Regions from separate parts of the Mus musculus genome. Here regions 2, 3, 4, 5, 6 and 7 are each linked to region 1. A link is a loop called in an ENCODE intact Hi-C map of the cell type or tissue named here. Cell type or tissue: gastrocnemius. All regions are shown on one strand. Each heading gives the region's core, and the rest is flanking DNA. Links, peaks and the distances in the headings are about the cores only. Region 1 holds the start of Zfp704 (zinc finger protein 704). Region 2 holds the start of Pag1 (phosphoprotein associated with glycosphingolipid microdomains 1). Region 3 overlaps Pag1 (phosphoprotein associated with glycosphingolipid microdomains 1). Region 4 has its middle 63 kb from the start of Gm33273. Region 5 has its middle 11 kb from the start of Pag1. Region 6 has its middle 2.3 kb from the start of C030034L19Rik. Region 7 overlaps Zfp704 (zinc finger protein 704).

Region 1 (4,372 bases), core at 287-4,286:
GACCATTTGCTCAAGTCTCACACCGAGAGAGAGCCAGTCATACTTCAGGGTGGTCTAGGAAAGAAACATTCCCACATCTACTGCGGGGCAACGCTAACTGCTGTTTAACTTTTCTTGGTAAATATAATTACAAGCTTCCAGACACTTGAGAGCGGGCACGGAGATATTAAACAAAAACAACAACATCAACCACCTCTATCAAGTTCACTTGTTTACATATATTTTCTTCTGAACACTCCAAGAATTTCTGGTTATCCTGCTATCTTAAGAAACACTGCGCCTTTAATCCCAGCACTCAGGAGGCAGAGGCAGGCGGATTGCTGAGTTCGAGGCCAGCCTGGGCTACAAAGTGAGTTCCAGGACAGCCAGGGCTACACAGAGAAACCCTGTCTCGAAAAAACAGAAAACAGAAAAAAAAAAAAAAAAAAAAAACACTGGCGAAAAAGCAAACACTCTCCATTGCTTGCCACTCGCTGCCCTCAAAACTTCTTAGCAACATACACGGTGCATGAACCTCAACGCAGTTTGTTTTGTCCAATAGCGTGCTTAGAAGCTCAGCCAGACAGTTGTGTAATAATAAACCCTTTATCTTCTGAAGATACAAAAAAACGGAAAGATCGCTCGTTGCGGTAGCGCGGATGAGGACCTGGTGAAATTTTTCAGCTGAAAGTCACATTCATTTTAAATGCTACCCCTCTCTCTCCCCACAACACAAACACCTTCCCCGCCTTCCTCTTTTGTAATCTTAAGGGGGCGGAGGGTAAGTGCTTAGGATGTCCAGTTTAAGGAGGGCGAGGAGAAACACGGGGATGGGGGAGGGGCAAAAAGCTCGCGGAAACCAAGGTCTAGGTTGTTGCTGCACAGGCTCCCAACTCCTTCACAAGTGCCTGTGATGGAACCGACCAACAACTGTTCTCAGGTGAAAGGAGGTGTTGCAGGTTGCTGGCTAGTTTCCAGAAGCTTGAACAAGAGAAGGAAGACTCCTGCCTCCCCAGAGCAGAATAAAATATCAATGCCAGGCCGATCGGGGCTCCGACCTCGTCCAGCTCCCAAGTTCCCCACCCTGCCCAGAGAAGCGCTCCTTCCTTGCCTACCGGCACGCGGGACCACGCATCCGCCCGGCCTCTGAGCACCGACAGGCCGCCGGGCGCCGCTGAGCCGCTGAGCCGCTGAGCCGCAGTTCCGCGCGCTGCCCACCGCCGCCTGACACACCCCTCCCGGCCCGCGCCGCTGCGCTCGGCCTCCCCGGCGCCCCGGCGCCCCGCCGAGCCCGCTGCGCCCCCCACCGATCCCCGGCACCTCGCACGCACCTTCACCGCGCCTCGGGCGGGGCCCTTGGGAAGCGCACGGCCGGGTCCGAGGGGCACGAAGCGCTCCTCAGCGTCCTCGTCGTCCTCGTCGCCGTCCACCACCTCGACAACCACCTCTTCGTCCTCTTCCTCGTCGTCGTCCTCCTCCTCCGCGACCCCTCGGGGCTTCTCCGTTACCCGCCCGCGCGTCCTGCGCCTTCGGCCCGCGCCCTCCTCGTCCTCGTCCTCCTCGCCCAGCAGCAGCAGGACCGGCGACGAGGCGGCGGCAGCGCGCGAGGGGCCGGTCCCGCGCGGCGGCGGCAGCGGCGGCCTCCAGCTTCCCGGTGCGGCGGCCGGGCTGGGGCCGGGGGGCGGGAGCCCCAGAGCGGCGGCCTCGGGGGCGGGAGCGGGCGCAGCGCCCCCGCGGCGGCTGCCCAGGCTGGGGCGCTTGGCCAGGCGCCTGGCCTGCATGCCTGCGCCGGGCTTGCGGGCCGGAGCGCCGGGCTCCTCGCGGGCTGCGGCTGGGCCCGGAGACGCGCGGCTGCGGGGCTTGCGGGGCCGCCTCCCGGGCTGGCCGCCGCTGCTGGCTGGCAGACGCGCGGACGCCGCCTTCGCTGGCCGGGCCCGCGGGGACGCCGGCGGCTACGGCGGGGCGGCGCGCCGGCCGCGGGCGGGGGTGGGTGTGAGCGAGCGCGCTGCTCCCGCTGCCGCTACCTCCGCCTGCGCCTCCCGGGAGCCGCGGGCTGCGCTGCGCTCCATGCGGCCGGCGGCCGGGCCGGCGCGCGCCTCTCCGGGCCCTGCGCCCGCGCGCTCAGGGCCTACCGCGGTGTCCTGGGCGCGAGCTGTTTGTGTCGTGTCTTCACCGCCTCCCCCTCTTCCCCAGTCCTCGCTGCCTTCCTGGTCTCCGTTCAGACAAAACCCGGACTGGATTTTTTTCCCCAGACCCGCGCTCTCTGAAAATCTGCCGGCTTCCCAGCAGTTGGCTGGGACACTGAGGCCACCCTTGCCCCTGGGCCCATGTCTCCCTCTGGTGGGAAAAGCGTAGGTTTAGACGGCAGGAAGGTGTTTGCTTAAGAGATTTGCTCAAGAGTGGTTCTCAGATGGCGACCACTGGTGCTCAAGTGGAGTTCGACCAGGTGTGCCAACCCCAGGTTTGGGGTCAGTTCCCAGCCTGAGTCCTCAGTCATGGAGATTCCTGCAACATTTCCCTGGCCCTCTCTACCAGGTTCCTTTGAGCACCAGGTTGTAGGCCTTGCCTCATGTTCTCAGCTCTGTGCAGGTTTGGCCCTCCTATGTGTTTCTTCCAGTTTCCACCTGAGGTCCTTACCTGGTGATATGATATGGGCCGAATTCCAAAAGTGTTCTTTCTGCTCTTGGTTTGGTCTACTGGCACTGTCCCAGTCTAGAGAAAGCAACACACCAAGTGGTCAAGATTGTTATTTCAGCTTTTTATATATGTAAGCTAGCAGAAGGCCAGTTTGCCATGTTATGAATGACTGCTGCTTTCGGAGGGAGTAAACCAGACATTCTGCATCCAGATCATGCCCCTAAATTCTATAGGTTTTGGCTAGGGCTAGGAGGGCCTTATTCATCAACAATTGAGTAAAAGGGTGTCCACATGGCCCATTGTTCTTGGAGATTGAACATCACGTGGCTTGCTAGACATGTGATGGGGCTCATTAAATGTTTATTTGGGGTACCTTCCAACCGCTAAAGAGGGATGAGGACAAGGATTCTAAAATGAACTTTGTCCTCCCAGAAACTGATCACCCGTCCAGAAAATGCCTGTTTTAAGTAATCACATCCAAAAATAGTGGTGTGTTTTAAAGCCACCTTGTTCTCACTTCCTGTGAGGCACTGGCCCACAGGTCCTGTCCGTCCTTTCTGAAATGCCTTTCCGTCAGCCCTTCCTTTCGAGTCCCAAAGCTCTGCTAACACCTCCCCACAGTGAAATTGGAAGTGCGTACAGTCTGAAGAGGAGGTGTGCACACATGCAGGTGTGCACACATGCACTCCCTGCCCCACTTCAGATACCACCCCAGAATTTATCTCCCTCAAAGTGCATTCAAAACACACCGTTTCTAGTGAACTTTTCATCTGTAAATATCCTGTTCAGGAAATTAGAATGAGCAAACCTTGTTAACTGGAGCATTGTAATTTATGGGTGTGTCTTGGATGTAGCTAGACCCTCCCAGAAGCAAGTGAATTGTTTCCGTGAGCCTAGAAAGAGTAGCCCCAGGCAAGGAGCGAAGCTGCTCTCCTCCAGATTGAAGATAGTGGCTTGGTTGATCTCATGAGATGATTTGGAGAGAGGCAGCTAAGTATATGGGTCTCTGGCAGAGGTGGGCAGGTGGCTCAAGGACCTGTACGAGGGGTGCAGAAGAGATCTTATCGACTGTTTCAACTAACAGCACAGCTGTCATGGTCATCAGAACAGCTGTGATCCTTGCATGCCATCGGGCTGATTGGCTGTCCTTAGGAGGAGTGGGCACAAAGCCTCTCCATGAGACTCAGCCTGTCCCCCAGCCACTTGTATGGAATTTTGCCCGAGTGGCACTTGTCTCTGTCCCAGCAGAGATGCTGGATTACAGAGTGTGGAAGGTTAACTGAAGGGGAGACACCCCCCCCCCCAATCTCTGCAGCTGTGGGTAAATCATTCATGCTGGGTAAGACTTTCTGGTGGCACAACTGCTTTGGGCTCACCCATGTTCTTGTAAGTCCTCCTTCATGTTTCGAAGTAAGCCCAATAAAGTCACTGCTCCCTAAGGGGTTTAGTGGGACTGTGTTCATCATCTATGTCATGACAAAACTTCTCCTGGGGAGAGAAAACACACCTATCAACTTACCCCAGATAGGGAAGCCATGACACACTAAAGTTTGGATGCCATCAAAGTCCATCTTGGTGAACTTGGTGAATGAGTGTTACTGGATCACTTACAGGAATATGGGCAAGGGCTTCTTCCAGAAGCAGGAAAGGCTGAGTTTGCAGCCCTGAGAAGGTATGGACGGGTAATAGCTTCTAAGGGAGGAAAAGGCAGTTGTCTGTAATGGTGTGACTCCAGGTCAGCCACACTCTAATTAAT
Region 2 (4,372 bases), core at 273-4,272, 220 kb after region 1:
GATAAAGACCAGAATACCTAAGAAAGCCCAAAGTACCATGGCCACTCAATCACCCCACACCCTAGAACTCAGAAGAGAAACTCAACAGTCCATGGAGATTTTAAACCAAAATAGCTCGTATGGAATCCGCCAACAACTGCTTCCTATGGCTTTAAACCTAAGACTAAAGGAAGTGTGCCCATAGATGTGATGGATAAATGATTTCCACTTCAGAACACTGAGTTCAAGATAAGCACAAGGCCCCATCTCTCTGCCTGAGTGGAGTTCTTCCTTGGACACTGGGCTATGCTCAGAGACAATGCTGGCTGATTATTGCTGCTTGTGTCCATGTGGACCACAGACAGCAAAGACACAGGCTGCAGGGAGGCAGAATAGCGAGCATCAACCACCAATACAAAGTATCAAGTTACCCAACTTTTCTCTTTGGTTCTACGAATGTATAAACAGGGAAGAAAGAAGTAACAGAATCCAGTTTCAGCTGAAGGCAAAACACCCTGTTATCTTTCTCACAATAGCACTAAACGGGGTTTGCAACCAGGGCCTGGCATTTAATAACAGAGAAGTTGATGATAATAGCTTCCAGTCTCGAAGAAGGAGTGCTATTTAGCACTTTGCATACTTGAAACTTTAAACATAAACTTCCCGTGGAGAAAGGATAACCCACCCACATTGCTTGCAAGTTGAGGCAGCAGGGTCAAAGAACAAGATTCCAACAGGCATGTTTAAGATGCCAGCTCTAATTTCTACTACTTGATCTCTCTCGGCCTCAGTTTCTTCCTCTCTAACATCAAGACAAAGCCATCTCCATAGAAGGCCTTCAGGGAGGCACTGCTGGAGACAGTAAATCCAATATTAACATGTGGCCAGGGTGTTTATATCCTCTCTCCTATTACACATGTGCACTGCTTCTACTGACCTCCAGCAACAGCTGTTTAATGTCTACAGCTTATCCCAAGACAAATTTCCTTTCACAGCATGAAACTTTTTCCCCAAAGTCAGCCTACGATACTTGACACCAGCTCAATACCTTCTCATCAGGATTCCACTTAAGCCTCGCACAACCCAACCAGGAAGGTACTGCAATTACACCCACCTATTTTACAGATGGAGACGCCGGGCACAGAATTCCGGTATTGCTCAGATTCAAAGCCAGCAATAGTGCCAACAGCCTGGTCTCTTGAAAGCCCACACTTGGACAAAATTTCTTCTAGGGGTCAGCACTCAATGCTCCTATAAACTACAATGTGATAACTAGCTTTTCAACGTTAAAATAATCTTTCTTTTTTCTTAGAATCCTTAAAATAATAACTATGCTTAAACCAGGTGCCTATAACTAGTTAGTTCATCTTGTTATATCCACTGAAGCACTCTAACCCATACATGCCTCTTTCTAAAGGTCACCTAAATAAATCTCACATTGACTCACATCCCTGAGTTTTTATTTCAAATCCATATGCATGTATATATTTTTCTGTGTGCATATTTCTTTCCATCTATGGATACATGTGTATCACAGGGCAGCTGCAATATGAGCTGTTTGGTTAATGCAAAGCTGGTACTCTAAATATTATCTTTCTTTATAACAGTCACTGCCTATCAGTCACACAGCAGGGCTGTATGGTATTTCAAAGAATTCCTTTTACAAATTTAATCAACTCAAGTATTAAACATCAATGGCATTAATCCATTGCTCTGCTTAAAAGGAATCTCTAGGGGCAGCTGAGAATGAAAGGTTAAAGATTTCTACCCTTCAAAGTAGGCCACTGTAGCTACCTATAAATCATGCTCTTTGTTTATTAAGATAATTAAGGCCATCAGTGCACTTCACTTTCAGACTCAACAATTGTCTGGTATGAGCAAATCTCCACTTTTACTAAAACAAAAGGGGATGTGTTCTAAAGAGGGTTCTGTGCATGCTCTCTGTACAATGTATGGTATTTTAAAGCATGATTTATGTATCTAATTCCTTGAACTGCCTTGAAAAAAATACACCAAGTTCTTCCTCCCATGCTCCCTATTAGGAGAAGACAGTCTAATTTAAAGACTGCCCTGTTTCTGACTACGAACCACTATATCATGTCAACGTTTTTATTAAATACGGCTCAAGCTGGACTTGAAAAAAAAAATGGAGTGAGTAGAGGCCCAGATGCAGCCCCTGCAGATGCAAAGGTACCCAGCCAGGAGGCTTACATAAGAGATGCAGGACAACTCAGCCATCCTCGGAATCCTGTTTCTTTGAGACTTGCCCACATTCTTAAAGCATATGAATTAAAACGCATAGAGCACTTTTCTCATTTTCTATGCCTTGGAGCACAAAACACTCATTTGACACATAAGTTGTTTTTCCCTAAAGGGCTAGGCTCCAATTATGGGAGGTTGGCAACTTCTGCCTAAGGGAAGAGTGAAGTGGGATGTGCAGAAAGCCTGCAGGCCCGAGCAGCAATGTCTCAGCTTCTCATCTCTGTGCCAGTCCTCCGAGGGGATGGAGGGGATGTAGGCAGAGCTTCCTAGGATGGAGGTGGCTGACGTCCCTGACCCCACGCGGCGCAAAATCAAGGAGCTCAGAATGTGCAATTTAGCGGCGGGCCAAATGCCCTCGGAGCACCTGTCTCCCCTAGCACATTTCCAGCTGGCACATTCGGGAGAGGCAGGAGCCAGCCCTAGACTCCAGCCTTGAGTCTTCGAATGCCATGCCCCATCCTTTACAGTCCAGTACGCCTTCCTCCAGCCGCAGCCCCGCTAACGGGAGGTAAAACCTCGGCCTGGAACCACAGGAATAAAACGAACCTGTCCTTCCCACGCTGCCCGAAACTTCAGAAACTACAGTCAACTTACTGGTTCGCAGAGGTCTTCTGGGGCTCCAGAGCTCTAAAAAGCGCTGCAACTCCGCTGCTCGCAGCCGGGCTGGCCCGCGGTGGGCAGTGGTAGCGGGCGCAGGACCCTCCTGATCCTCGTCGCCTCGGTTCTGCCGTGCCGGGGGAGGTGCGCTCTCCCGGGCGCACCGGGCGGCCGCAGAGACTCGGACTGCACCGGGAACCCGAGCAAACGCCGTCGTGGCCGCCAGCCCTTGAGAGCTGTGCTCGGAGCTCCGGGTGCGTGTCTCCCTCTCTGAGGGAATGCGACACCACGGAGTCCCCGCACGAGAGGCTCCAGAGCGCTGCAGAGTCACCAGTCCGCCCCGGAGGAGCAGTCACAGCACCCGCGCGCCGGGCGGGAACCGCAGTCCGCACTGGCCGCCGCGCCGCGGAGAATGACAGCGCCGAGGCGGAGCAGCGCGCGGGACTCAGTGCGCATGTTCGCGACTGCTGCGGCACGTCACGGGGGCGGTGCCAACGGGCGGGGTTGGGCGGAGCGAGAAGGGTGGGGCGGGGTCGGGGGGGGGGTTGCTGCGAGGCTAATGTGGCTGCCAGCTGCAGGGCAAGGAGCTGGAGCTTCGCAAAATCAGGGCTGGTGACCAAAAACTCTGTGACTGAGGTTGTCTCCTTAGCCCATTGTCCCTTAAGAAGCAGTCTATGGGGAACTGCCTTAGGGTCCCAGGACAGCCTGCAAAGGTCAAGTTTAACCCAGATGGTTGCTTAACCTTCAAGGACTGCAATTTGCAGGACACCTTTCACTTTGATCTGATGCAGAGTAAGAACTTGAGGAGCTTGTAGGAGCCCTTTGTCCTGGCTGGACTCCAAAGTAAACACAGGAGACTCTGAGAGGTGGGGCCCAGGTATGTAGGTTGTAAATAGCCTTGCCCAAAGCTCCCCAAGAGAATGTGCTGGTTGTATGGTAATACAACACTTGCCTACGCACATTCAGAAGGTCTGGAGGATGGGGAATCCCTATTCCAATAGGGTCCAAGACTATTCCAGGGCTGCAAGCCTCCCACACCCTGTTCTTCCTTGCCACTTACGAGGACAGAGACCCCAGAGCAGCTACTGGCGTGTGGGTCTGCCTGAGAATCAGGTGAAAATGCTTTTAACTTGGAATTTCCAAGGCGTATCCACTATGGTTCGGGTTCACCCACTGGGCACTGGGGGAGGGAGTGGGAGGGGAGATTGTGTGGGGGAGTGGGGTGGGGTGGGGAGGACTCGAATATTGCCTGGAACAAGCTGCAGATAAATCTGACAAGGGTTTTGTTGGCCTTGAATTTTAACTTATTAAACAAGCAACCCGGAAATGGGGATAGACAGTGTGGAAACAAATAACCAGTCCAGATGTGACACTCAGGACTTCTGAGCCAAGTCCACTGAACTCTAAACCAAACAGTTATTTGTCTGACAAGTTCATTTGTTTTCTCTAATGGGGAAGAACAGGCACGAGTGATATTAAACATACACACATTCACTCAGGTAGTGTGAAGTTGGCTGGATAAAAACGGCTCATT
Region 3 (4,372 bases), core at 84-4,083, 91 kb after region 1:
GGCTGCCTGAGGCAGAGACGAGGGAAGCTGTCTGGTAAAGAGTCTGCCTATTTGGTTCCTAGTCTTCAATATGAAGGCAGCAATAGCAGTCTAAGTAGATATATAATATACAATCTTGAAACTATCTAAATGAGATGCTGAGAAAGGTTTTATATACATCAATCTCTCAGTAAGGCTCAGAGGGTGAAAATGCAGGCACAGCTGACGCTAGTATTTATATATGTATTTCTCAGAGCGGTAGCCTCAGCATGACCCAAGCCCACCTTGCTGTGTCCACCGGTCCCTTCTGCAGCTTGCTCCTCTGCCTGTCCTCCTCCCTCCTGGGGAAGGTTGGCATTCTCATCCAGAAGCTTAACCGGGACAGGAGGTGGGCTTTCCTCGTCCAGGTCACTGCAAGTTCCCAGAATGCTCTCTGCGTTCGCGCTGTGGCGGCACTTTTTGTTTCTGTCCACAGAGGCATATTCAGCAAAGTCGGCCTTGCCCTCCATGGGAGCCCCCTGAAGCTCCTTCAAGGCAGAAGTGGACTTGGACTTGCCACCCTGGCCTTTGTCTGCCACTTCCTTGATCTCCTTCACTGTTTCATACAGACAGTCCTCCACCATGTTCTCCTGGGAGGAGCTGTCCTTGAGCACCTCGTAGGGCCCCTCCACTCCGGGCCCCAGTTCCGTGTCTGCAGCCCTGGCTGTGAGAATCTCGTCCACGGCGTTCTCAGGCGGGATCCTGGGCAGCTCCCGGCTCTGGTGGCACTTGGCCTTTCCTGTGCTGTCCTGGGAGTCCAGGAGATCGGAAGCCGAGGTCTGGACTTCCTCATAGTGCTGCATGCAGGTCAGCGTGCTGTCTTCTGAAAGAACTGAAGGGGAAAAGGTGTGAATAACCAGTGCGTGGACCACGATGTCGCCACTACAAACCTGGTTTTACCTGACGCTCAGTTGCAGACTTCAGTGCCAATGCACCGTCTTATTTCCATTACATTGAAAGGAACCGGTTCACGGTAGCATTCCCAGTACAAAATTGAATAAATGATGTGGGCTATGCTTTGACTTCATTACGTACCACTCCTGCTGAAACCCACTAGGCAGTAGGCTTGCCAGGCACCAGGTGGGGCTGGGGGCGGGGCTTCTTACAGAGGCTGAGTCAGGAAGGCTGAATTCAAGACCAGGCTGGGTAAAGGGCGGGCCGTGGCAGTAACTCAGCGGCAGAGGGCTTGCCTCACACACGGGCTCTGGGTTTTACCCCTAGTGTAGCATACAAAATTGACAACCCCTGGGACCAGACTACAAGACTCTAAAACCATGGGGCATGAGTGTCCTCTCTTCCCCTGACTGGAGTTGGTCCCTGCCTAGATGAGGGAGCAGCCTCTTCCCACTCCCAGTTCACCAGTCTCTTCCATCTGGCAGACATAGCAGAAGCTGAGACACCATGATGGACCCTTAGGCCATCATTAAAAGAGCCCGGAAACTCTGTGCCCTCTTTCCACATCACTGCAGCCTCACATCCTTGCCTCCTCTTAGAAGGAGTCCAGCCAGGACATCCTTGAATTGTCTCTAAAGTGGTGACCATGACACCTGTCGGTCAGTCGTATCTGGCTTTTGAGTGTTGGCTAGGTGCCAGAGACTGTTCGACCATACGCAAGTGGAATGGAATTTGCTCTTAGGGTGCTTATATCAACCCAAGTTCATTAGGAACTGGATCTCACTGTACAGCAGAGAGAAATTAGCAGCATCGTGTCAGCTGGGAGCTGCTCATGGCGCCCAGCTCCCCCCCCCCCCCATAGAACAACAACAACAACAACCCAAGTGAGCCAAAACCGGAGGAGGGGGCATCTGGGAAGAGGACGGGGTTAGCAGGATGCGTGGAGGTGAGAGGGGAGTGAGGGTGAGCGGGAGCAAACCACATTGTATACTTGTATGGAAGAGTAGACCAGCCATCTGTTAGGGAGAGGAAAAGAAACCCTTAGCCGCAGGGTTTAGCAGCCAGGCTTAGAGTCCTAGCCTCTCCTGCAGGAGTGGCTCCTGCTGGGGCTCTAGCTATCTGGTCTCAGAACACAGGGGCACTGGCACCTGCAGCCTTGGGTACCACTGCTGATGACCTTCAAGGTCCCTTCCTTGCCTTGGGTGACAGCAAAGCGGGAAGAAATCATTGCGACTCCACCTGCCAGTCAGTGCACACTGTGTGGAACAACATGCCTGCCCTAGACTAAGTGTCTGCCTTAGAGCTGGGCTCCCTGCTTCAAGTTACAGATTCTCAAAATCTGGGATAACAACATCAGTCAGGTTATTAATGACTCTGTGACAAGGATTTGGTTTCTCACAGATGTCCATGTCCTAGTCTCTGGCAACCACATGCTGAATGACACAGCAACTCCGTGAGTGTGCTGTCCCTCCCCTGCCCACTCCCCATGTGTAGTCAGCCAACATTGGGCTGGGTAGAGAAACCTTGGTTACCTAGACAAGAGACTGCATAGTCCTAAACAGTGAAAGAGTAAAGGCTAGCGAAAGACCTGATGATTCGGGAGAAGCAACCCAGGAAGGGATGCAGGCAGGTGACTCCATCAGCCCCCAGCAGGGTGCAGGCAGACACCTCATACTCATGACCTGGCCAGCTGTCAGTCACTCCAGCCACTGCAGCATTAGACTGTGGTAACTTAATCCAGTAGCCCTGTGCTCTCACTTAGACTGGGGACAGTGCCACCTGTGTGTGGGCACAGTGAAAGGAATGACAGCACGCACTCCAAGAGGGTACCCGGCACCAGCAGCCACTATGCAAATGAGGCCTCTAGCTGGTAGTAACAATGACTGGGATAGAGTACATTCCCTACTGGTCATCTGCATCGCTTGCATGCCTGGTGCGTGCGGAGGCTCCCCTACAACTACAGTCAGGGAGAGTTGTGAGCTGCCACGTGGGTGCTGGGAACCCTGGGGCAGAGTCATCACCACCGCCCCCGAGCACCTTGCTCAAAGCCTAAGGCTCCCCAGTGCTTCCTCTGCAGAACTTACTGTCGCCATTGGTGAGCACCCCGTTCTGTTCGCTGCTAGCCAGTGCATCTGTTGTCAGGCTGGTTGCCGAATGGCTGAACATGTCCTTGTCGGAAGGCTGAAAAATCCAAACACATCTTCTATTAAGAATCTGCTGGGCACCAGCGGATACTCCAAAAATCAAAGCAGCCAAAGAAATGCCAGAGTCCATTGACAAAGTTAGGTAAAACAAGAACGGTTAGACTGAACACCATGGATAACTAGATAAACTCAAGTGTTGAGAGTGGGGACCACTTTCTCCAATGGAGAATGGCTGAACTTATTTCCTAAGTATGGTTCTGGTCTCTCAGGCACTGGGGGTCTCCCAGGACTGCAGGCAGCGCATCTCACCAGGTGGTTACAGATGGGCTACGGGTACACTGTGTTTTCCTAGCTCAAGGGGAATGGAGACCACAGATTATTGTGTGGGTCAGAACAGAGCCCAGCAGGGATCAATGCCATCCCTAAAACACAGGTGGTGACAAACAAACAGCAAAGTGTCCCGACAGGAAGAGATTTAAACATGGTCAACACAGCATTTAATGCTATACATTCCCGAGCCTATTTCCGAGCTTTATTGAAACGATCATCTACTGAATAATTGCTTTGCAAACCTTTCCTACTTTCAGAGATGCACAGACACTTGGGAGAACTGATTTTGTTCCTCTGGGCTGATGGTGCTGTGTGGACTGCCTGGAACAACATGGCAGGCAGAGTCCTCACAGGGCAGAAGACAGCAGCTGCTTCTGGATGTGTTCTGTCTAACATGTCGGACCCTACCCTCTTCATGTTAATGGCTTCTGCTGCCCAAGACACAGCCCAGGTCTCAGGATATCACAGGGAAATTCTGATGCAACCTGTACAGGAGTCTTGGGTCGCTGGCTTCACAATCTTACTGACTCTGATGGGAAATCAAATAATAACAGATAATAAGTAGCCCTTGAAGTGCAGCAGTGCGCCAGTGTCCGGGAAGTCTGCTCTTTGGGCCAATACTGCTCGCATCTGCTGCTATAAAGTGACTTGAAGTGTTTGTGCTTTGCCAGGACCCTGAGATGCTCATATTGGAGAAACAGTGTCCTTAGGGGACAGAGAGGGGGACCAAGGGAAGGCTTCCTGCATAGCACGCCACTGCCAAGCTTCTATAATCTCTGTCTGAACTGCTCTTTCCCATCTTAGCCCCCATGAGAAACAAGTCAGCAAACTGGGAGTGGTCTAGGGAAGTCAGGAGCTCAGTGGGCAGCTGTGTGCAGGCCTCACTGGCACTGTCAGCAGGCATCCTGTGGATACAGTCTGTCCTGGAGGTGTGTGGAGGAGATCCTATGTGGGGAAGAGAATGAAGAGGCGGCACTCTCCCTGCC
Region 4 (4,372 bases), core at 262-4,261, 340 kb after region 1:
CATTGAACACGAGCAAGTAGCTGGGAAAACACGGTACGCTCATTCTGAAAAGCCCAGACACCATGATGGAGGTGAAGGTGGGATCCACTTCCTGAGTCTCCGTCTTCATGACGAGCTGCACCTAACATAGCAGGTCACAGTTCTGCTACTTCATGAAAACACTTGATGTCCTTGCTGTCCACGCTATGGCTTAGTACTTAAGTATCACATATTGTTACTGTGTGCCACTCAAGGATGCAACATTGCAAAACCACAATTATTCTTTTACATACATTAGCATGACATCAGAGTACAGTCAACAAAATCTTAAGACAGAGCCTTGACAATGGGTGACAAACGCTACTCTTTATTCAACGAGGCTCTGAATGCTTCTCATGTCACATTTTTATATTTTTTGCAATTACAAGTTCCTCTTTGTATTCACTGATAGCTTGTTTTCTGCTTGGGATTTTTTGTTGTTGTCCTTGCTGCTGTTGTTCTGTTAACCAAGGCTGGGGAGTTGGCCTGGGGCGGGAGAGAGTGCAGAGTCACAGTCTTTCTGAGGAAAAGAAACGCTTAGCCAAGGATTCTCATGGTTCCTGTGGCTATGTTGTGACCTGAACTCGACGTGACTCAGCCTGATGCATGTTGCCACTGTGTCCCTGTCGTGAACTTTCCATTTTCACAAAGGCCCCACTGTGTAGCAATTTGGTTAGAGCCATGTCTTAGCCAGGGCTACTGGAAGTAGTCCTGTAGAGTATCTGTGGCATTCAGTAGGATGGGTGGCTTGGATTTCTATTGCTGTGATAGAACATGACCATGAATAAATTGGGTTGGAAAGGATTTATTTCATCTTTTACTTCTGAAGTCACTCCATTGTTGCGGGAAGTCAGGCCAGGAACTTGGAGACCAGAGCTGATGCACAAACTGTGGAGTGGTGTTGCTTACTGGCTTGCTCCGTATGACTTGCTCAGCCTGCTTTCTTGTAGCACCCAGGACCGCCAGGCCAGCGCTGGCACTACTCATAGTTAGCTGGGCTCTCTCGCATCGATCATCAATCAAGAAAACGTACCTCAGGCTAATCTGGTCGGGACATTTTCTCAGTTGAGGTTCCCTCTTCCAAAACGACACTAGCTTGTTCAGGTTGATGGGAACAACTAGCTAGCAAGGTGGAAGATAATTCTAGCAGAGAAATTTTAGGCATCAGTGCTGTGAATGAGATGTAGATCTGTGATATTAGAGCAAAGTTTGGTGAGATTTACCTTAACTCACTTGAAGAACTGAATCACAAGACAACAGGGCAAAATCAGGCCCTGCACAGCTGTGTGTCTTCCTGTAAGATATTTGTACCTATTTAGTCTAATATAAGTACAGTATCTGCAGATCCAACACGATAAGAGGCGTGGTCAAAGTCAAGACCCCCAAGAAGACACGCCCCAAGGCAAACCATCCCAGATTTACTGGAGCAGATGGAGTGGAGAGTGCTGTGGCCACTAGAGACCAGAGATATCTTTTGTTTTCTTCGCTAGGATTACAACTCTCCCTGTGAAGGGCGAAATGGCGATCCAAATATGGATCCCTTCAATTTTCTTTCATGGACAATTACTTTGAATGTGTGTAAGGCTTGACTTCAAATAAAAACATTTCTATGCAAAATTTAATTACTTAGGAAGGATATTATTTCAGACTCGGATCTACTAAACTTGAAAGTGACAGCCATTTCTAGCCATTGCTAAGTGCCACGGCCACACCCAGGCAGAGCGCTCTCCAAATTGGACTGGTTCTGCCATCTAGTGGCACAGTTGATTAACTACAAGTAGTTGAGGCACTCCCTGGCTTGGCCTGCCCACAGGGTGAGAATTAAGTCTGCACTTAACATTGTGGAATTTGTTTCACCTCCTCACACATGTGACTTTGGAGAAGCTATAGAATATTGCTCCATGTCGGCTAGCTGAACTGTATAATGACGATAAGGAGCTATTGCATGGTTCTCATGAGGCACCTGTGCTTCACACATGGGAAACACTTAGCAGATTTCCTGACAGTGATGTGATTATATTTATAATTTTTATTCTCAAAATGCACGTCTTTGGCTGAGGCATGAGAAATCAAGTTATGAAAATATGAATGATTTTTAATAAATGATGTCTATAATACTGAATGCTTGGATGAAAATCAAGTTTATTTAGGCTCTCTATGCACAGCGCCAACACATGCATGATCTCCGTGACACTTGCCTCAAGCCAAGCTGTTCCCCACCTCATAGAGAGCGACTCCATCCCAGCAGAACACTCGATATGTGCATGCTAGTGTGCGCCTTCTTTCTCCCACTTACAGAACCTCAGTCTTTATATCCAGCTAGGTGTCGGCTTCCTGTACACACTTCTCCAGTGCTGTCAAGCAGACTTCAATCCTGCATAGTCCTTTTCTGTGCTGTGTGTTAGAGCATTTGACATGGTCAGGCTGTCGGTGAGGATTGGGTGGGATGCAGGCTGATGCAGACCCGGAGTGTGAAATGCCTGTCATGAGACATTGAGTGTTACCCTCATATACTCTATCATCACAATGCCTGACACAAAGACTTCACACAACACAGGTCTCATCAAAGCTGAGAGGGAAAAATGATTTTAGAGACAGGACCTCACATGTAGCTGAACCAGGCCTTGCATTTGCAACCATCCTGCCACAGTGCATCATGAGAAGGCCAGACTAAACTGGCCTGGTAGGTTGAATTGGTAGATTTGATACCTAAAAGTAATGCTATAATAATAATAATAATAATAATAATAATAATAATAATAATAGTCATTAAGAAACACCTAAAGATTACTAAAACATAAAGAAGCCACTTCCCCTTCTCAAGTGATATTGAAGTTTGACATATTTTTAAGCCTCGCTGGACTTGCATGCTCACAATAGCTGCTTCTGAGCAGCCCTGTACCCCCACACTTGTCTTTTGTTGTCTAGGTGTTTGGGGCTACAGGGATTACATAAGTTTTATCCCCAGTTCCTCTACATCTGAAGTATTGCTAAAATTTCCCCCATTGCACCACTACTCAGACTTTGCTGAGTGCGGTGGCATGATTATATATCCACAGAGCACATCTTTGGCCATGAGCCTTTCTTTCAGCTAGAAATACCTGCTTTCCAACCCAGGGTACAACATCTCTTGCCACCTCATCAGAATGACCCAACGCTATGTTTTATATGGGGAATGGTATAATAAACACAGTGTCTTGCCATCTGAATGGTCATAAGAGAATGGCTTTCGGCTTTCAGTGGCTCTAGGTCGCCTTTGTGAACTTGGCCCAGAAGATCCCGTAGCTATGAAGAAGGGCCTGGCGATGAGGCCAATGCGCCACCCAGTCTGGTCTGTGCTGCAAATCATCTCGTTTTAAAGTGAAATTACTCATAGTCGATATGTTCTATCTAACTTTATATCTTTCTCCAGAAACAATAATTTCTATGGTCGTGAATTTATTCACTTATACATTAAATTTTTAAATCTTACATATCTTGATGGATATTTACTCTGAGAATAACAAGATACTTATCTCTCCTTTCTTTCTTTCTTTCTTTCTTTCTTTCTTTCTTTCTTTCTTTCTTTCTCTCTCTCTCTCTCTCTCTCTCTCTCTCTCTCTCTCTCTCTCTCTCTACCTCCCTCCCTCCCTCCCTGCCCCCCTCTCTTTCTTTCTTTCTTTCTTTCTTTCTTTCTTTCTTTCTTTCTTTCTTTCTTTCTTTCTTTCTTTTTTCTTTCTTTTTTTTTTTGAGACAAAGTTTCCCTTTACAGCCTAGGCTGGCCTGGAGCTCAAAACAATGCCCCTGCCTCCACCTCTGAGTGCCAGGATTACAGATGTGTATCACAACTGCCTACAGCATCCATTCTTTTTTTTTTCCATTTTTTATTAGGTATTTAGCTCATTTACATTTCCAATGCTATACCAAAAGTCCCCCATACCCACCCACCCCCACTCCCCTACCCGCCCACTCCCCCTTTTTGGCCCTGGCGTTCCCCTGTTCTGGGGCATATAAAGTTTGCGTGTCCAATGGGCCTCTCTTTCCAGTGATGGCCGACTAGGCCATCTTTTGATATATATGCAGCTAGAGTCAAGAGCTCCGGGGTACTGGTTAGTTCATAATGTTGTTCCACCTATAGGGTTGCAGATCCCTTTAGCTTCTTGGGTACTTTCTCTAGCTCCTCCATTGGGAGCCCTGTGATCCATCCATTAGCTGACTGTGAGCATCTACTTCTGTGTTTGCTAGGCCCCGGCATAGTCTCACAAGAGACAGCTACATCTGGGTCCTTTCGATAAAATCTTGCTAGTGTATGCAATGGTGTCAGCGTTTGAATGCTGATTATGGGGTGGATCCCTGGATATGGCAGTCTCTACAT
Region 5 (4,372 bases), core at 178-4,177, 230 kb after region 1:
TCTGTATATCTCAGCAGTGGGTTGTGTCTCTAACGACCTGTCTACATGCTGACTGATGGTCATGGGAGTAAGCAAAGGGTTTTACCACACACATCCCGCTACTCCAGCAGGATTCGCAGATCCTGGAAAACAGCCTTCCTCATTCCACACCTGTGAATTTGAAGCTGCGTCCAGGGAATTGTCTTAAAAATACTAAGTATTGGGGCTACAGGTGACTTGGTGGTTAAGAGTGCTTACTGCTCTTGCAGAGAACTTGGGTTAGATTCCCAGAACCAACATAGTACCTTGCAAACTTCCTGTGACTCTAGTTTCAGAGGATGGGGCACCCTCTTCTGACCTTCACAGGCTCTTACATGCACATGGTATATGAACTCACACAGGCATATACATACATACATACATACATACATACATACATACATCCTTTGTAAAAATCCAAAGTACTACTGAAACATTCTACAGTTAGCATGAAGATATTCAAATAAATGATTTCTGATTGGATCCCTTGCGTTTTCGTGCTTGTTGCAATGGATGCCAGCTCAGTATCATTTCCTCCGCTTTTCACAAATAGGAAAATCTAAGCCATGTGGAGCAAGTCCTGACTTGATCTACAATACAAAGCCAATTTCCTCTGCCTTTCCAAGGCAATTGTTTAACTTACCAAATTGTCCTCCAGTATTGAGAGTTATTGGCTGGTCGTATTTAGTTCAGTCCATGCCTGTAGATGAGACCGTGAAAAGTTCAGACTCGGGTTCTATTGGTCATAACACAGAACAGGGCACTTAACGTTCAGATCAGAGCAGGTCACTTCGGTCTCTGTTTCTTCTGATCACTAACAGAGTGTCTTTTTGTCAAATTAAGTCTCAGTTATACAGCTAGGAAGGTTTAGAGATGTCTATCAATCTAGGCCATGCCAAGAATAAGAAAGAATTCAAATATTGGCAGAAACAGGAATTATAAAAACAAAACAAAACAAAACAAAACAAAACAAATCTCTCCAGAATGTGAAAATGACCATCCTGTTTGTCTTTCAGGTTAAAATGGAATTAGCCTTACTGAGTTGAATCTGGCCTCATTCAGTAAGTCTTCATTTTAAAAACAGAATAGAAAGCCTGGCTTTGAAGCTTGAAGATGTTTTTAGTCATTATGGAAGGTACAGACCAATAGTTGATCTCAGATGAAAAAGTAGTGTAAAAATCTCATTTTTATCTTATCTGATTTATCTTACTCTTCAGAAGTAATTTCTAACACAAAAAGCTTAATTTGTTACTTACAGAATCTGTCAAAACACAGTGACTAGGGCAAGGTCACAGGCATGGCAGTGGCGTTCTGCTTGACAGCACGCAGCCATGCCCAATTAGGGCTTTATGTTCCTCTCACACATGTGGTGGAAACTCCCAAGTTTGTGAAAGCCACTGTGGGGGACATGGCAACCTCAAGAAGGAGCACATGTTGACAGAGCAGCTCTCAACAGATTTCCTAGGCGCTTTACCTAGAAGGGAAACGCTGGCAAGGGTGACTGCTTCCTGGAGTCCTAGGGCTAGACATTCCCATGACATGGTCTCCGAGACCAAGCAGGTGATATTAGGGAAAAGCTTCAGGACCTTCTTGCTCTATGTGTGGATGAGGCTTCATGCAGCGACAGATGCTGCTGTCTTTGTTGCCGAGAGCTCTCCTACTTGTATGCTCTTGACTTAGAGACAGCTATGTGCAATGTTCCCTCACATGTGTCTGAATCCTTGGCCCCCAGCTGCTGACGCTGTCTGGGGACATTGTTGAATCAGTAAGTAGGGTCTACCTGGAGAAAAGGAGTCTCGGGGCAATGGGGATTCAGGGTTGCAACCTGGTATGCATCCATCCACAACCTTTCTCTCATTCTGCTTCTCTATCTGCCCAGATGTGAGGAAGGAACCTTACTTGTCTGTGGCCACAATCACTACTGTTCCTGCCACCATGCCTCTCCCGCCCCACAACGGACTGTGTCCTCAAATTGTGAGATAAAATAAATACTTCCTTCCCTGTATCGTTTCCTGCTGGATATTTGTTAGCAGATAAAAGTAGCAAAACCACTATTTTTTTTCAAGAGCAGTCAATCTCAGGGGAGTTCCTATCAATTCTCTTTGATATCACTTCTCTCGGTGTCCAATTCCAGAGCAGTTAGCTAGCTAGACTGCACTCCTCTGGATCCAGGGCCATGGCTCAGAACCAACTCCTCTCCTGAGGCCACAGGAGAGCAGAAGGAGAGTTGGGCCAGAGGGGAAAATGGCTGTAGCAGTGAGTTTGAAAGCTGTTTGATCCTAAGGTGGTATTTCTGCCTTCTGAAAAACCAGCCTGTGATGGGAGCCAGCCCCCAACACAGTGGTGTGCAGGGTTATTGAGGCTTGTATGCCTCTTCTGGTAGATATTAGAATCGCACACCAGCTGTTTCTCCTTGCTCTGTTTCAAGATTCCTTTGTAAAATGAGACAATAGTGTTTCTTGTTTACTACTTGAAAATATGCCAACAACGTATCCTAATATTAAATTTGATGATGTTTAAAAGCAGCATATTCTTGGAAGCCTAGAAAGTATTCAGATCCCTGCTCCTATATAGCACTTACTTATGAGAGGAGCTGTGGGCAGCCTGTGTCCATAGTTCATGTAACCTCCATAAAGACAGTGAAATACTACATTTCTGTTTTACAGGTAAAGAAAAGGAGATGCATACATGTGTTAAATAACATGTCTGAGTCGACATAGCTAGTGGGCAGCTGACTGACCTCTGTGCATTTAAACGTGAGCCATATGACTATAAGGTCCATGTACCGAGTCTCTGCTCTCCGATGCTTGTCTAATAAATCAATGTGGTATTTTATTTATTGCTGTTTTCCTTCCTGTAAATCTTCCCGGCTCTGTGACCCAGCCATGATCCCTGGTCCTTCAGGTCTCAGGTCCCAGGAGAAGCAGCAGCTGACCCCTTCCTACAACTAAGCCAAAGTGATTCACACTAAGTCACTATCTGCCCAGATGTGAGGAAAGGGTGGGTGGGGGAGGGGGAGGAGCTGGGCCTGGCCATGAGCACATAGAGGGGGGCTGGGGAATGGGGAGAGAAGGGACAGGGAGGGAAGAGAAGAGGAGCAAGAGAGAAGAGAGGGAAATGACAAGTTAGACCTGGATCTTCCTCGTGCATTCTCCATATCTAGAATTTCACAACACTCTATTTATTTAATAGTTATTGAATATCCTCTCAGCACAGAGCATTGTATGTGTTCTTTGCTGAGGACAGAAAAAGAAGATGAATAAATAGAAGCCACAGTCTTACCTACAAGGCATACTCATCTTGAATAATTGACAGCTGTTTAAGTCATCATGGCAGGGAGCCTGTATGTATGAGTTGGGGTGACTGGGTTCAAACACTGTTTTCTGTTTCCTACCTGTGTATTGCCTTTAAAATAATCTATCTGAAGTTTAATTTTTTCTTTTGTAAGATGGACTTTGATAACATGTTCCTCCTTGGGGTGGGATGCTATTTAAAGTACTCAGCCAATGCTTTGAGCAGCGCATCGTTTTCAAGAGCAAATAGAGGGATCTCAATGGGAAGATATGCATTGTGGGAACTTCAAAGTACATGTGACATCAAGGACTGCTCTAGTTTCCCACCGCTACTTTCAACACACCCTAAGAAAGTGATAATGTCCCAAACGTACTGTAAATGCTATGGATCCAAGAAAGTCTAGGCACCAAATGGAAGTTTTACAATCTGGAGCCTGTGTGCCTTCTGTCTCTAGGGATGTTTCACTAAGTACTTTGATGGAGATAGGGTGTGCCCCTGTGAGGACTGGCTACTGTTTTTTACAGAGGTGGCCAGGGTGTGCCCAAGCTACCTTCTGTCTCAAAACCCCCATTCCTATCAAAAGCAAGGTTATGTACATAAGTGAGAGAAATAGATAGCATGGTTTTTCCTAGTGACTGAAGAGGGAGCCTCTCTTCCCCATAGCTGGTGTTTTCTTCCATGCACAGAGGCTCCATTTACACAAAACACGAAGATCCTTGCTCATCCCCACTCGGTACTGGGGGCAAGGAAGGAGAGACTTACTTGATTGTTAAGGCTGAAAGGGGACCCAGAGCACAGTCCTCCCTCCTCGTCTCTTTTCAGATTTGCTCTTTCTTTTAGTCATTTACAGAGTTGAGTCTGCTCCTGGAGAGGGAGGTGGTCCAGTAAGCCTGAGGTGTGCAGACTGAAGCACCTCACTCTGCCTGACTGTGCCTTTGGAATACCTAGGGCATGTTGTCACCTCCTCCTGTTACATCTTTGTTGGTTAAAAATGTTGTATTGTTACCCCACTTACCTATTTTTCATCTTGTGACTTAAGTTACTTGGAACTAAAGGACAG
Region 6 (4,372 bases), core at 296-4,295, 210 kb before region 1:
AGATCCATTTCCTCACCCACCTCTGTCAGTGCACAGAGGCAGTCCCCCAGGGGCACACAGAGGCAGTCCCCCAGGGGCATTGTGTCCTGGACAGGAGAGCAGAGCCTGCTAAGGACGTCCTTTTCTCCTCCCTGTCTTTGAATGAGCACCGGGGCAATGCTGTGAGGCTCTGAATGGGAAGTGGAGCTAAAGACAGAGGTGCCTGGGCCTTCCTGTGTATTCAAGGTCCCCATTCACAGGACATAAGGAAGATGGGGTTCAGATTCACCCCATGAAGCTCTGGGTAGAACATCCTGCTCTTCCTAGGGAGAAAAACCAAGTCTCCTGTAACCCCAAACTGAGCTGGCCGGAAAGCATATTTTAAAGCTTGGAAAACTTGGGGGCTCACCAGTTACATCACACCAAGTGATGAATGACTTCTAGGTAGACAGGCAAAGCGGCCCAAGTGAGTCTCAAAGCAGCGGCCTGTATGTCTAGACTCGCAGCCTCCCTTGCTGTGACCCTCCAATTCAGCTCCTCAGGGTGTGACCCCAACCATAAAGTCTTTTGGATGCTATTTCACAACTCTAGTTCTGATAGTGACAAATCATGATGTAAATATAGGATATACAGGATGTCTGATTTGTGACCCCAAAGAGATCTTGGCCCAAGGTTGGGAACTGTCTAGAGCCAAGCTCTGGAATCCAGGCCTCAGGCTTCTGTCCTGCTAAGATGCCCTTATGTTGTAAGCTGTTTCAAAGCAGTTAAGTAGGAAATTATTTAAGCTTTTTAAAAAGCATTTATTTTGTGTGAGGTGGGGTGGGGCAGGGCGTGTGCACATGTGAAGGTCAGAGGACAACAGTGCTTCCCTCCATCCACCACGCAAGCCCTGGGCATCAGACTCAGGCCACCGGGCTCCTTTATCTGACAATCCATCTCATGGGCCAGGGAAATGATTTTAAATTGAATGTGCCTGTCCAAATACTTGCAGGAGTAACTTCTATGAAATTTGAAAAAAATATATGGTAATGTTTGTGAAGTTAACTTGTTTGCCTTGAAAGTGCTTCATGTACAAGTTCCAGTGAGACAGTTATTTAAAATATTAAAGGAAGAGTAAAATGTCACAGTTTTATGTAAAAAGTAACCAGAAAGCACTGGATGCTGAATCTTTGATCTGAAAACTTATATGTAGGTTTATTTACTTCCAAAACACAAGACTTAATCTTTCAGCCTTAGTCTGACAACTCCAACCCCACCCCTGGCCCCCCAAGATAGGGTTTTTCTGTGTTCCCCTGACTGTCTGGACACTTGCTCTGTAGGCCAGGCTGGCCTCAAACTCAGAGCTCTGCCTGCCTCTGCCTCCAGGGTGCTGGGATAAAAGGTGCCCCCCACCCCCCCACCCCCGGCTGGTATTTTTGTTTTATGTGTATACACAGGCTTCATATGTAGATGCCAGTGAGGGCTTAAAAAAGGTATAGAATTCCCTAGTTTGGGAATTGTGAGCTGTGCAAAGTGGGCACCAAGGCCCTCTGGAAGAGCAGAATGTCCTTAACCTCCAAGTTGTCTGTCAGTCCCCAACTCGTGTTTTAAAAAAATCTATATCAGGCCTGGGGATATACCTCATCCGATAAAGTGCTTGCTTAGCATCTGTGAAGCCCTAGGTCATAGAAAGGCGGTGGTGCATCTCTGTAATGTCAGCATTTTGGAGGTGAAGGGCAGGTGGTCAGGAGTTCAAGGTTGTCCTTAACTCTGCAGAGAGACCAGCCTGAGATAACTGAACCCTGACTTAAAAAAAAAAAAAAAAAGAAAAGAAAAAGAAAAAGAAAATTAGCAGAAAATAAAATTGAGTGGTCCACCAGAGGGCAGTATTTGACAAAGGTTTGATAACAAACATCACTCATAGAAATTATATATGCTTCATTTATTGTATCAACAATGTGGTTAGTAGAAAGAGTTTCCTTCCATCCATACAGTTTCAGAGAGGGAACCTGAGCATGCCTTGTTCCTACAGGGCATAAATAGTTCTTTATGCAGTGCATCTTGAGATTTTTTAAAAAAATGTTTGTTTTATAGCTTTTAAGATATAAGAAGAAGCAAAGGAACTCAGAGTTGTTACATGGCACTTTATAGCCTGGATAGAGCCCATTGGCTCACCAAAAAAAAGCTCAGTTGTTCTAATTCAATCTCCAAAGCGCTGTTTGCCCTTCCTGGGAAACATCCCAATTTGGCTGCATTCCATATGCTAGAAAAAGACCAGAGCCAGAGCCAACTGTAGGCTTGAGGGAGGCAGAGAGGGGTTTCAGTTCTCCAGGGGCCAGGAGAATCACTGTCACACCCGTGGGGCAGTCCTGGCTGGAGGGGGCTGGGCATCGGCCCAGATCCTCAATAAGTCAACGGTAACTTCTTTTATCCTCAGGCCAGGTAGCTGCTTCCTGGTGGTGGGGTTTAACTTTTCTCTCCTGTGTTTACAATTAGGAAAAGAAGCAGCACACGCTTGTGGTAAGCAAACACTACAAGTTGGCACGTGATGTCATGTGATAAACACACTTGGGGCTGCCTCCAGGTGAAGACAGAGCCAAGACTTCCTGTTTGCTCTTCAGAACTCAGGCAGAAGCCTGACCTATAGCCATGTCTATCCTTGGTATATATATTCACATACATGGACATTGTGCATACTTTGGTGTGTCTGTGTGTCTTTGTGTGTGTGTACATACATGTGCAATATCGCATCCTGGGAATCTTTCTGTCTCATTGCTTAGCTTTTTCCATTTAATTTTCTCAGAGAAACATGGCTTCATTCCAGGGACCCTAACCGGGGTTTCTATGGGTGTCAGGCTGCTCTGACACAAAACAGAGAAGGAAAGGGGAGCTATTATGTTGTAAAATATTGATTTGGATGTTTATTGGCTTGTTTATTTGTTTATTTTGCTGCAGAGAAATGAGAACTGGAAAGAGCATACTGGATATCAGCTAATGTTTTCTGAGCTTCAAATGCTCTCACGGTTTTGGTCTGTAAGTTGTCCCCGGTGATGTTTAAGTCTTGTTTGTTTTGTTTTGAGACAGGTAAGACAGGGTTTCTCCAGGTACTCCTGGCTGTCTTAGAACTCATCGTGTAGACAGGCTGGCATCTAGCTCTGCTCCACCTGCCTCTTCCTGGGATTAAAGGTATGCACCACTGCCTGGCCTGATGGGTAATCTTGACTGGACTAAAAGATGCCCCAGTAAAGCCTGCTTCTGGCTGTGTCTGCCACAGGGCCTGCTACACGGGACAATACATAAGTGAAGGCAGTGTCACCCTACAGGCTGCAGTCAGATAATCTGACCCTCCTCGTCTACCCCATCCTGCTGCCTTACCACAGGCCAGGAGGCAGTGGGGCCCAGGCTGAACCCTCTGAAATCATGCTACAAAGGAAATCTCTTGGGCTCTAAGTAGCTTTTCTCAGTCATTTGTCACAGCAGTGGGTGTCTAACTAAACGGCCCCGCTCCTTTCACTGTCCTTCTGGACCCTTGGACCGGTCAGTTCTTTATGATCTCATTACAAATGCCCGACATCTCAGGGAAGACAGGAGAGCAAGGCCTCCTCAGAGCACAGAGGGGTTGACACGGGTCCAGAACTTTTATACTGCAAGTCTCTGGTGGCTCCCCGCCATTTAAAAGCATGTGTAGTGTTTGGCTCTGAGTTATCTGGCTGTGACATCTGTCACCTCACTGATCGCAGGGTTGATTTGACTGATCTGGCTGGCTAGGCAGGGGTCTAGCCCTTCCCTTGCTGCTCCATGTTCACCTCTTCTGAAGCTGTGTGCTTGATAGCCTTCCCCAGCATAAGTCTGCTCTTCAAGGGTATACGAATAGCTGTGCTTGGCCCTCTCTGCTGGCTAGTTATTGTTGACTAACCCTCTCCACCAGAGTATCATGTCTGTGAAACATATTATCATTTCTATTGATATGGGAGGGCCTAGCGCACTGTGGGTGGTGCCATCCCTAGGCAGGAGGACCTGAGCTGTAAGAACTTTAGCAGAACAAGCCCAGGAGAGCAAGTCAGTAATGAGTACTCCTTTGTGGGTTTTGCTTCCGTCCTGCCTCCAGGCAGCCACCTTGAGTCCCTCTTGATGGAATATAAAACTGTAAGCTGAAACACTCGCCCCATCCACATGGGTTTAGTCAGGGTTTTATACCATCAGCGGAAAATCAAATAGAATAATCTCCAAACAAGTGCCCAACTGTGGATCAGTATAGTTGAAATTGCACATAGAAATCCTATGGAAAAATTGTATTTTTTACATTAAACTCTTTGGTTTAGCTTTTATAGCCTTGATTTGAGAAATCCTTTTGGTTTCCCAAAGATTCATGCATTTTATCACTTAGAACGTTTTGGAGCCTGGACTTGATTCA
Region 7 (4,372 bases), core at 252-4,251, 90 kb before region 1:
ATTCAGCCCATGTCAAGAGGCATGAAAGTAATACAGACTCTAGATTAAAAACTGGAAGACATAGTTCTTAAAATGCTTTATCAAACAGGAAGGCTTAGACACTCTCTTTCCAAAGCCAGTGTTACACTAACATGAAAACCAGTATGGAAATTAATAGTTCAATTTCCTTGATGCACTCAAATACAAAAGTCCTCAACAAATGTGAGCAAACCAAGGGATTGTAGGGCCAGTACAGGGGTTAAAGGCGTTTACTATCAAACTGAGGGACTGCAGGGCCAGTACAGGGGCTAAAGGCACTCACTAGCAAACTGAGGGACTGTAGGTAGGGCCAGTACAGGGGCTAAAGGCGCTTACTATCAAACATCTAATGGCTTGAACTTGATCCCCAATATGCTCATTCTCCAAGAAACCACTCCCCCAAATTGTCCTGTGAGCTACACGCGTGCACGCACACACACACACACACACACACACACCAATAAAAATATTTACAAACTGAATTTAAAACATTAAAAGGATACAGGATGACTTGTCAATATAAGTATATCCATAGATCCAAAGAACAAATAAAATAAATCACACAATCATTATGGAGAAAGGGCCTTTAATGTATTTCTATTGTTTTCGAAGTATGTCTTGAAGATAGTAGTAGTATACATGAAGACCCCTGACACTGATGCTCAAATATGCTGCTTCATGCAGCATGTGAAAGAAGGTTCTCGAAAAGAAGCTGCATCTCCACGAAACATGCTGCAAAGAGAGTTAACTGGATGAAAATGGCCCCAAAGACTCACAGGGCGTGGTCCTGTTAGGAGGTGTGCTCTCTCTGGAGTAGGTGTGGCCTTGTTAGAGGAAGTATGACACCAGGGTGGGCTTTCTTGCTGCCTGCTGATCCAGGTGTATCTTCGGCTATCTATTTCTCCAACACCATGTGTGCCTTGGCGCCACCGTGCTTACCCCTGTGATGATAATGGGCTAACTCTGAACTGTGAGCCAGACCCAAGTAAATGGTTTCCTTTATAAGAGTTGCTGTGGTCATGGTGTCTCTTCACAGCACTAGAAACCCCAACTAAGACACCAACCAAAAGGCTAACAGTGTCATTACGTAAGGTGGGAGGCCTCCAGCAGAAGTACCTCCACTCTGCTTCAACCTGCCCACCTAATGTCCCCAGCAATGTCTGTGAAAGGTGTCTTGATTTATGGCTTTGTTCTGTTAGTACAAAGGCTTTGTTAAACTGCTTCCGTGTGAGAACAAGTAATTTGAGGTAACCTAAATGTGTCCTCGGGCCACGCTCATTCATATTTGTCTACAGAATAAGCTTTCTCCCTTTGAGGTCAGAACTGTAAGTTTTTGCTCAACCATCACACGTCACTGTTTGTTTCTGGACTGCAATGCAGCTTTGTTCCTAAGTTATAGTCTCTTGTTATGAAGCCTGGAGGTTTAGAACCAACTCCATGCTGAGTTTAACTGCTCCTCAGTAATACATCCAGCACAGATGATTTCATTATGGAATGTGGCCTGGCTACTTTGCAGTATTTTCTGAGGCATAGGAAGCTTTTATCATAAAAATCAAAACAACATTAATCTGCAAACGTGTCACTTTACTTTCACTGCCAAGGAAAAAAGATAAAAAGAAGAAACAAACTGAGATAAGGCAAACCTATACCAAAAACCTCGACCAAAACAACAATCAAAGCAGCTCCCTCCGTCCCTCCCCTCGGGGCAGTCGGGTTTAGGAGCTGAGGTTTCAGAGTCTACTTTACTTAATTGCTAAAGGCAAGAGCACAGCAGGGGGTTTGAACCTCCTTCTTTGTGGCTCCCGGCTCTGCTTCTGGCGAAAGCAATCTTTAAATTCAGTGCTCTCAAACAGGCCCCACAGGCCCCACCGGCCCCTTGCTGTTCAACTTGGAGAAGATTTAAACTGGTAAAGAGCAGGCCGCTGTCTGCAGGACAGGTGAGACGGGCTCAGATTTCACAGCTGGCTGGGAGGCGAGCTAACACAAAGCATCGCAGGGGTGTTTTCACACCTTTATAAACAGTCTGTGTTTAAACACCACCCGTACAGTGCTTCTTTCCCAGTCCCTCAAAGCTGGCCACTGCTGTGTGTTTAATTACACTCCTAAATCTGAAAAAATCAAAACAGCCAGCAAGGTTGATCTGCATTCTTTGGCTGGAGCCGCCGCGTGTGCAAAGCCAACCTGCCCGGGCTCCTGTTTCTACTTTCCTCAGTGCAGCCTGCAGCCCAGCCAAACCTCCTCCTGGAGGGCGGCGAGCACAGAGCACAGAGCACACCAACTGCCGGCGCGAGGAAGCAGTCTTCCCCACCACACACTGTATTGAGAGCCATCTCTTGGCAATGCAAACATGTTTCTGGGCTTAGTGCCACTCAGACAACACACACACACACACACACACACACACACTGACAGAGAAACCGGTTTGGTCTTGTTCCAGGGCTCAGTCCAAACAACCGAAGTTAAATGTAGCTTTCATTGTTGATGCCTTTCTGTGTCAAATATCAATCTTTCCGCAAAAGCAGCAGGGACGGATGTAGCTATGAAGAAGGTTTTCCCTCCCCCACTCTAAAGAGGAAAATATATTTCACTCTCTAAGGGAGCATTTGCTAAAGAAGGAAGCAATGAAACAGAGGCCACAATGTTTTAGAATTTTAAAAAATAACACCAGCTGTGGCGCACGCCTTTAATCCCAGCACTTGGGAGGCAGAGGCAGGCGAATTTCTGAGTTCGAGGCCAGCCTGGTAAGTTCCAGGACAGCCAGGACTACACAGAGAAACCCTGTCTTGAAAAAACAAACAAACAAAAAAATACAATTCATGCTAGGGCTGTCAACTTTCCCAGGCAGAGTAACCCCAGAGAACAGTTAAGCCCCAAACTTGCTACAGAGCTGATGGGAAAAGCTGTGAAGACCCGCAGAGCCTCTGCACCCCTCCCAGGGCAGGCCCTTGCTCTCCAGCATGATGCAGGTCCACCACAAGGAAGAGAAATGGCATACAAAGGCACAGAGGCATGCAGCCTAGAGCAAACTGCTGCAGGTCTCCCTTGCCGGCTCCAAACACTCCAACACCACACTGTATTATCAGAAACAAACAAATCAAATGTCTCCTGACCACTCCCCACCCAACGTCTGCCCAGGTGAGGCTGCCCATGAAGGTGGGACCAAGCAGGGTGGGTAGTTAGTGATCTGGGCACTTCCTCCACACTAAGGCAGAGTCACTTTAACCAGTGTAAGAAATACGCAAAAGGAAAGAACAAATGGATCTACAGCGCTGCTGTCATGCTTTCCATGATAAGATTGTAACAAAAAATTAACTTGACTACTTATTTTTAAAAATCTTCTTAAACTTGAAAATACTAACTAGTATGTATAAATGTGAAGTGACTTCATCTGACATGAAATATGAACTCTGAGAGCTCCAGGGAAGTCTGTACAATACTTCTTTCCTGCATTGGATTTTGTACATTGACCAATACAAAAGCACTTAATAAAAATATCCTTGGTGCTCCAGACTTAAAACTGCTCACAGGTTCCCTCCCTCATGGCTGCTCTGGTGTAACTGTTCCTGGAATCCATGCACAGAGGCCTTCAGTCCTTGGTTGCTCGGGGTGGCACTACTGGGAGGTGCCGCCCACACAGAGCCCATGGATGAGTGCTAGACCGCTTCACAGACTGCCCCAGACAGAATTATGAGATGCTGACCCTATCTATCTATCTATCTATCTATCTATCTATCTATCTATCTATCTATCTATCTTGCCTTTTCCCTTTCTGCTTCCTGGCTGGTGATCTGAGCTGCTCCACCCCACCCTCCACCCACAGCCCAAAGCATGGAGCCAGCTGACCCTGCACTGACCTTTTTTCTTTACAAATTAACTCGGGTTATTGTGTTAGAGCAACAGAAACTGGCACCCAGATCTAAGGTAGGACTGTCAACTGAGCTCTGCTAAAGTCAGTTATGGCCAGACGGTGCGCAGCAGTCCGTGAGGTGTGAGGGGAAACTGCTCGCTCTCTGTTGTTGGTGCTAACTTATCTTCCCTCACTGTCCCGAGCTCTCAGTGGATACAAAGCAAATGGCAGGAGCACACCTCTGTTGTTCAAGCATGCAAACTCAGTATAAGCTGCCGAGATTGAATGTTAATTAAAAATAAAATCAATTAGTAATAATTAGCAAACCATAAGTATTCCATCAGAAGTTTGGGTGAGTCACTGCAGGTCTGAGATTTTCATCTACTCGACTTCCACAGACAATTCTTCTCAGCACCTCTCCTGAAACTCAGGTCACACAGACCACTTCAGACTAACCCAGAACAGAACAGGTCTGAGGAAGGACAGACAAGACTGCCAAGAGACGAG

Evidence for each region. A loop is a pair of places that touch in the nucleus more often than their neighbours do. Peaks named below come from ENCODE experiments on the same cell type or tissue, not always from the same donor. Only the 100,000 strongest peaks of a DNase experiment are listed, where the experiment ranks them.
Region 2: a loop joins it to region 1, with 2.3 times the contacts of the local background. A loop is called at or near these places in 2 of 42 quality-filtered maps.
Region 3: it touches region 1 in a loop (2.5-fold over the local background); 13 of 42 quality-filtered maps call a loop at or near these places.
Region 4: it touches region 1 in a loop (2.3-fold over the local background); 4 of 42 quality-filtered maps call a loop at or near these places.
Region 5: it touches region 1 in a loop (6-fold over the local background); 2 of 42 quality-filtered maps call a loop at or near these places.
Region 6: a loop joins it to region 1, with 3 times the contacts of the local background. A loop is called at or near these places in 13 of 42 quality-filtered maps.
Region 7: a loop joins it to region 1, with 2.5 times the contacts of the local background. A loop is called at or near these places in 5 of 42 quality-filtered maps.

What each region holds. Positions count from the first base shown.
Region 1 is chr3:9,607,960-9,612,331 of GRCm38, forward strand. Zfp704 (zinc finger protein 704) reads right to left here and starts at 2,126. Exons shown (of 9, transcript NM_133218.2): 1 at 1,311-2,126. The coding sequence starts at 1,760. In gastrocnemius, for the core only: a CTCF peak has its summit at 2,318 (motif pointing left); DNase peaks (open chromatin) are centred at 869, 1,233, 1,469 and 2,180; H3K4me3 peaks cover 2,207 bases; H3K27ac peaks cover 1,658 bases.
Region 2 is chr3:9,830,376-9,834,747 of GRCm38, forward strand. Pag1 (phosphoprotein associated with glycosphingolipid microdomains 1) reads right to left here and starts at 3,304. Exons shown (of 9, transcript NM_001195031.1): 1 at 2,836-3,304. In gastrocnemius, for the core only: no CTCF peak of the experiment used is centred there; DNase peaks (open chromatin) are centred at 2,583 and 3,295; H3K4me3 peaks cover 2,276 bases; H3K27ac peaks cover 2,007 bases.
Region 3 is chr3:9,698,962-9,703,333 of GRCm38, forward strand. Pag1 (phosphoprotein associated with glycosphingolipid microdomains 1) reads right to left here. Exons shown (of 9, transcript NM_001195031.1): 6 at 2,997-3,093; 7 at 264-850. Among named protein-coding and RNA genes, the nearest start is that of Gm33169, 38 kb to the left of the region's middle. In gastrocnemius, for the core only: a CTCF peak has its summit at 2,657; a DNase peak (open chromatin) is centred at 1,602.
Region 4 is chr3:9,946,103-9,950,474 of GRCm38, forward strand. No RefSeq gene overlaps it. Among named protein-coding and RNA genes, the nearest start is that of Gm33273, 63 kb to the left of the region's middle. In gastrocnemius, for the core only: a CTCF peak has its summit at 1,778 (motif pointing left); a DNase peak (open chromatin) is centred at 1,765; H3K4me3 peaks cover 278 bases.
Region 5 is chr3:9,842,955-9,847,326 of GRCm38, forward strand. No RefSeq gene overlaps it. Among named protein-coding and RNA genes, the nearest start is that of Pag1, 11 kb to the left of the region's middle. In gastrocnemius, for the core only: a CTCF peak has its summit at 2,389; no DNase peak of the experiment used is centred there.
Region 6 is chr3:9,398,524-9,402,895 of GRCm38, forward strand. No RefSeq gene overlaps it. Among named protein-coding and RNA genes, the nearest start is that of C030034L19Rik, 2.3 kb to the right of the region's middle. In gastrocnemius, for the core only: a CTCF peak has its summit at 1,842 (motif pointing right); DNase peaks (open chromatin) are centred at 2,250 and 3,610.
Region 7 is chr3:9,518,311-9,522,682 of GRCm38, forward strand. All of the region lies in intron 2 of Zfp704 (zinc finger protein 704), which reads right to left. Among named protein-coding and RNA genes, the nearest start is that of Zfp704, 90 kb to the right of the region's middle. In gastrocnemius, for the core only: no CTCF peak of the experiment used is centred there; DNase peaks (open chromatin) are centred at 1,855, 2,318 and 2,897; H3K4me3 peaks cover 674 bases; H3K27ac peaks cover 990 bases.